Linked DNA regions of Homo sapiens: region 2 is linked to region 1. Evidence: chromatin contacts called from ENCODE Hi-C or POLR2A ChIA-PET data. All regions are on one chromosome and are shown on one strand. Each heading gives the region's core, a stretch centred on a gene start or an enhancer-like site at or near the end of the contact. The rest is flanking DNA. Distances are from core to core; before and after follow the strand shown.

What was found. Hi-C counts contacts between places; a loop is a spot of excess contacts on that map. ChIA-PET counts read pairs that join two places held with the same protein, here RNA polymerase II (POLR2A). Pooled maps may share reads with other maps.
Region 2: a map of posterior cingulate gyrus shows a loop between it and region 1 (7-fold over the local background). The contact joins the enhancer-like site here to the promoter of TAFA5 in region 1. A Hi-C loop is called at or near these places in 2 of 168 maps with a recorded cell type or tissue (mesothelial cell of epicardium and posterior cingulate gyrus) and 1 of 50 pooled maps. POLR2A ChIA-PET finds 5 or more read pairs at or near these places in 1 of 52 experiments (Panc1).

The regions. Positions count from the first base shown.
Region 1 is chr22:48,488,228-48,491,038 of GRCh38, reverse strand. TAFA5 (TAFA chemokine like family member 5) reads right to left here and starts at 1,486. Exons shown (of 4, transcript NM_001082967.3): 1 at 1,335-1,486. The coding sequence starts at 1,446.
Region 2 is chr22:48,535,739-48,538,438 of GRCh38, reverse strand. All of the region lies in intron 1 of TAFA5 (TAFA chemokine like family member 5), which reads right to left. Among named protein-coding and RNA genes, the nearest start is that of TAFA5, 48 kb to the right of the region's middle. RefSeq lists an enhancer at 287-1,101. Within about 2 kb of position 1,402, at least 4 of the 41 ENCODE cell types and tissues checked have a DNase peak (open chromatin) inside an H3K27ac peak, as active enhancers do.

The sequences.
Region 1 (2,811 bases), core at 237-2,736:
GGGAAATGCATAACCGCGCTGAAGCAAGTAGGAAAATTCCTGCTCTGGTCCCCGGGTTTCCCTTGCGATCCTGGCGAGCTGGGCTGTCCCAGGACTCCGGAGGCCGATCCCGCGGCTGCCCGGGTCTCCCTGGGCCACTGTGCTCTCATTTTGGCGACAGCGGAAGGATCAGATCGGACTGGGAGCTTGGAGGCCCGGGGCTCTGGAGGAGGTGGTGTCTGTGGAGGGAGGTTCGGTGCTGGCCTTTTTTTTTTTTTTTTGTAAAGAATCCATATTTTTCCATCACCTCCCGCGCCCATGGCAATTCTCCATGACAGGTGCTCCCCAGCACCCGTCCTATTCTCCCGCTGAAGACAAGAAGCCCGGAGCTCCCGGAGCTGAAGCCGACCAGCCCGCGCCATCTGGGGCCAGAGCCTGTGCCCGGGACGCTGAGCGGCCCCCACTTACCCCACCAGCCGCGAACGTGCCCCGGGATGCTGAGCACCCTCCCCAGCGCCGAGGCTGGAGTCTGCACCCGGGACTCCAACCACCCCTCATTCCACCCGCCTGGAGCCTCGGCAGGGGCACAGGCCACCCCCCACCCTTCACTCCAGGCAACAGGGAGCCCGCGGCGGTCACCCCCTACCCCAGCCCTCAGCTCACGCCCGGGCGCCCACTGGCCCGCACCACCCCAGCCCGCGCCCGCGCCAGTCCCGCCGGTCACCAGCTCGGGCCCCAGACACGACCCGAGAAACGTCCGCGGCCGCGGCGAGCCCCCTCCGGGCATCCCATCCCTCACTTCGCTTCTCTTTCCAGAAGGCGCCTGACGAGCCCGTTTCCCGGGAAAGCGGAAGCTCCAGCTGCTCCTCCGAGCCCAGGCTGGGCTCCTGCCTGAAGAGCTCCTCTCCGGGCTCGGCCGCCGCCTCCCCCCTTGTCCCGGGCTGAGGCACGGGGAGGGCGCTCCGCAGACACCCCGGCAGCGCCGCCCGCCCTCCGCGACCTGCGGCTGCCTCCTGAGCGCGCATCTCGGCCGGGAAGCCGCTGGCTGGGCTCCGACCGCCGGGCAGGGACGGGCCGCGCCACCCGGGGCCTGGAGCCCGGGCCCTGCCGGGGAGTCAGGGAAGGGAGGCTCGGGCCGGGGCGTCCGACCCCGAAGTGCTCGAGCGCCCGGAACCCGGGTGGACCCTCTCGCCCGCCCAGCGCAGCGTTGGACCGGCCGGGACTCGGGGGACCATGCGCCCGGCGCTCGTAACTCCGCGCCGACTCCGGGAGGCCCGCGGGGCGCCTGCCGGGGCCGGAGGAGGGGGTCCGGGGCCCAGAGGGCCGTGCCGGGGCCGGGGCCGCGCGGTACTCACTGCAGTAGGCGATGAGCAGGCTGGCCAGGATCATGAACGCCCAGAAAGTTGAGGACATGCTGGGCAGGGCGGTCGCATCTTGCCGGCTGCCGGTCCTGGGCGATGGCGCCATTGAAGCCGCGGCGCCCGCGCGGGGGGCAGCAGCGCGTCTCAGCAGCCGGCCCTGCCCGCGCCCCCGCGCCGGCCTCCACGTGCGGGCCCCGCGCGCGCCATCCTCCGCCGCCGCCGCCGCCGCGCCCGGGCCCCGGCCCACCGCGCCCCGCGCCGCGCCCGCGCCGCCCGCGCTCGCGCCCGCGCCCGCCGACCCCGCGCCGGCCCGCCAGGGGGACGCCGGCCCCGCTCTGGGCGTCACTGCGCGCCCCGGCTACGCGCGCCCCGGCATCCGCGAGAGAGGCGCGCGCCCGCCACCGCTGGGGGCTCCAGCCGCCCGCCGACCCGGGCCTGGCAGAGGGGACGCGGCGCCCAAGCCGCTCCTCCGGATGGCGACAGAGACGGCCTGACGCGCCCGCAGCCTGGGCCCCCCACGGGGAGGACGGCCGGGCCAGGTGAAGTTCGCGCACTTGGGCCTTCCGCGCCCCCATCCACCGCAGCCAGGGCCTGGAAGGCTGGGGAGGGGGCGGGGGCGGCAGACGCCTCCTAAGGTGGGTTCTGGGACTTGGATCCGGAGTTTATTCCAAGGAGAGGGTGCTCTGGGCCTGTTCCCTAGGTGTGCCCTGTTACCCAAAATCGGGCTTGTGCAGTGGGGTCCCTGAGTCCACTGGGAGCACAGCCTCAGACCCCAGCAGAGTCACCCTTCATCGGAAGCCCACCACCCTGAGGGCTCCTCCTCCACCTGGGGCGGCACTGCCAGGCACAGGCACGCACTTTCCCTCAGTCCTCTGCCCCACGATCACTCTACTCGGGCACCTCTGCCACTGCCTGGTCCTTGCTGAGCCATCTCCTGGTTCATCTCCCTGGAGTCCCTGCAGGACCGGCTCTCAGTGGCGTCTCCGGGCTCCCAGTCCCAGGACTGGTCCTATCCAGGTGGGTTTTCTGAGCAGGATGACAATGATCGCAATCTATTTTACCTGCATAGTCAACGATCATCTGCAAGACAGGTTCACTCCTATAACAAGCAAAGGATGGGGGGAAAATGAGCCTTGTAAGGACACAAGGACACTTTCCCCATCTCCAACCCTCCTAGTCATGTCCCCTCTGCACCTCCCTCTACAGCCCAGGAGATACGCTCCCCAGTCCAGGATGTCCAGATGGCCCTGCTGCCTGGAGAGGCTCTGGCCCCTGCCGGTAGCTGCCACAGCACCACCCCAAGCTCTGCCTTCCTGCAGGTTCGTGCACACGACTAATAGAACCCCTCCTCTGGAACTCACAAGATATTCTCCATCCTGCATAGGGCTGGGGGCTTGAGCACCCCAGGAGATTCTTTTGGCGCTGGAGACCCTTTTCTGAGGAGCCAGTAGAGGGCCTGCAAGTCAGATTG
Region 2 (2,700 bases), core at 153-2,652, 47 kb before region 1:
CAAGGGAGGGAAAGCTCGCCAGCCAATACCCAACTACCTCGAATCAGCCAGAGCCAGAAAACTGGCCTGAGGATGGGGCGCCCCATGGCCTGGCTCACAACCAGCCTGAGGGCAGGGCTCGGGGCAGCGGCCCTCAGCCCCTTGCCCAGGACTGTCCTCCTCCTCCACCTGCTCAGTCCCATCTCCCATCCCCGCCCCTAAACCAGGAGCTGGCAGCGACTTTCGGTAGAGCGCCAGGTAGTCAATATTTTCGGCTCTGCAGCCCCGGGCCATCTCGGTGGTTTCACGTATTTTTCTTTTTTTGTTATAACCCTTTAAGATGATTAAAACCATCCTTAGCTTCCTGGCAATATAAAAGCAGGCCACTCGGCCTAAAACCCGGAGCATCCACACCTGAATCTGCCTTCAGGAAGGGGCGTGGAGCTGACCGTGCGCTGGTGACAGAGAGGTCCGTGCACTGCCTGGATCCATGGCATCCCCACGCCAAATGGCCCACGGGGGAATGGAAGGCATCGTGCCCCTGCCACCCCCTCACCCTGACCCTACACCCTCAGCCTGATCCCCACCATCAGCCAGAGAGGCCTCAGGAAACCAGGGGTACAGGGTCTGCCCAAGGCCTCTCCTGCTCTCTTCACTCCGGCAGGAGCCTGGCTTAGTCTGGGGACACCGTGGGGCCTTCTAGGCTGCTGGGCTGGGCGCTCTGACAGGGGAGCAGAAAGGGGCCTCCAGGGCCCCAGGGAGAGCTGCAGGACCCTGGCTGCAGTGCCTGCTGGGCTGGGCTTCCCCCTGAAACAAGAAGGAGGCCATGGCATTTGGTTTGACACTCATCGGGAGCTCCTTGCTGCCAGCTTCTGGGTCCTCCCAGGAGCCTTATCCAACTGTGGGACCTGTGGGCTGGGATTGAGAGGCCAGGCTGGCCAGGGCCGCATGCTGAGTCAGTAAGTGGCAGGGCCCAGATTTGAAACCAAGCCCCATCCTCTGCCCACATGCCTCCTGGCACACAGACATGGCCTGCCCTGGGGTTTTGTCCCTGGCATCCCTGGTCTAGAGTGGATGGAGGAGTGGGGAACGCCACCCTGAGCTCCCATGGCCAGACCCCGTCTCTCCCAGACGATGACGATCTTGCCTGGAAATGCACCAAGAACAGAGCGGGAACCTCATGTCCTCAGGTCCCCAGGGAGCCGGGCCATGTGGTGGCAGCACCGGCCTCCCCTGCCCCACCCTGCCCCCACCCCGGGTGTCTCAAAGGCAGAGGAACGAGAGCCACAGAACAATCCGTTCCATCGGGGCCTCTGCCAGCACCAAGCCATCTGGCTCAAGTCAGCGGGACCTCCCCAATTCCTGCCAGACCGGGAGGCCGAGGGGGTTTTTGTTTGGGGTGGCATTCCTCCTGACCACACCCATCACTAAGAGCTCCTAAAGGAGAGGCACCCAGGCCAGCCACGTCCAGAGGGAGCCCCCGTCCCAGGTCCTGCTCCTCTGCAGACGACAGAACTCAGCCAGCTGCAGCCCAGCCAGGCCCCGCTGCCATCGCCCAGCCAGTGCCAGGGTGTCCGGGGGCTGCCTCGGGTCTGTGGGGCAGCTCCCAGCCACTCCTCCACACACAGATGTGAAGCTCCTCCCTTCCCCAGCGTAAACCCTCCTGGAGCACAGAAAGCCACTGCCGTGTGCATGTGTGTGCGCGCCGCCTGTGCCCATGGGTGGCTGCAAACAAAGGCACTCTGTCCTCCCCGCAGCACAGGGCACAGGGAGCCGGAAGCCTTGGCCGCAGATGAAGACAGGCATGCTGTTGACATGGAAACCCAATAGTTAAAAATTCTTCAGGCGGTTTCGAAATGTCAAATTTTGATAACCAGGTTGGAGTCCTTGTTCCTCCATAGTGAAATGTTTGGCAAAACAAGCCCTGCCATGAATTCCTGACAACTCGTCAGCCACGGCGCACGCCTGAGCCATATGTTCCTCCACGGGCGGTGCGCGCTCGTTACCCACCCGCGCCGGCTCCCGGTGCTGACACGCTGTCAGGGCTGAAAGGACGGCCTGCCTCTCCGGGCTCGTCTTTTATGGACATATAACTTGTTGGCGGACAAAGGACATCCACTTGTTTCCCGGCTTGCCGAGAGGAAAGCCCTCTGATAGACAATTCTCCCTCTATGTTGCCCCACAAAAACCCGGGACTGCTGGCATTTGCCTTGAGCCGGGGACGGTAGGTTTCCAAGTCCCTGCTAATTAATGGAAACGTGTGTGTGTGTCGGGGCATGGGGGACGCATGAAGACAGAGACCCACACCTACATATGGACACTTGCTTCTGCCAAATTAGTTTCAGGAGACGAAAACCAACCCATGCGGGAACTCGCTGCATGCGGCACCAAGCGGCGGTGCAGCTCTGTGGCGGGGGCTCGACAACACGGGCACTCCTGGGGGGGGTGTGTCTGTGTGTGCCCCTGTGCAGCCATGCATGAGTGCCCATACGCGTGCCTGTGCAAATGTGTGTAATGTGTGTGCAGTGTGCTCACACCTACGTATATGCATATACCCACACAGCCTGTGTGCACACACACGAGTGCTCATACATGTGCCGGTGTGACCGTGTGTGATGTGTGTGCAGCATGCTTGCATCTACACATATGCATATACCCACACAGCCTGTGTGCACACACGCATGAGTGCTCATACATGTGCCAGTGTGACCGTGCGTGTGA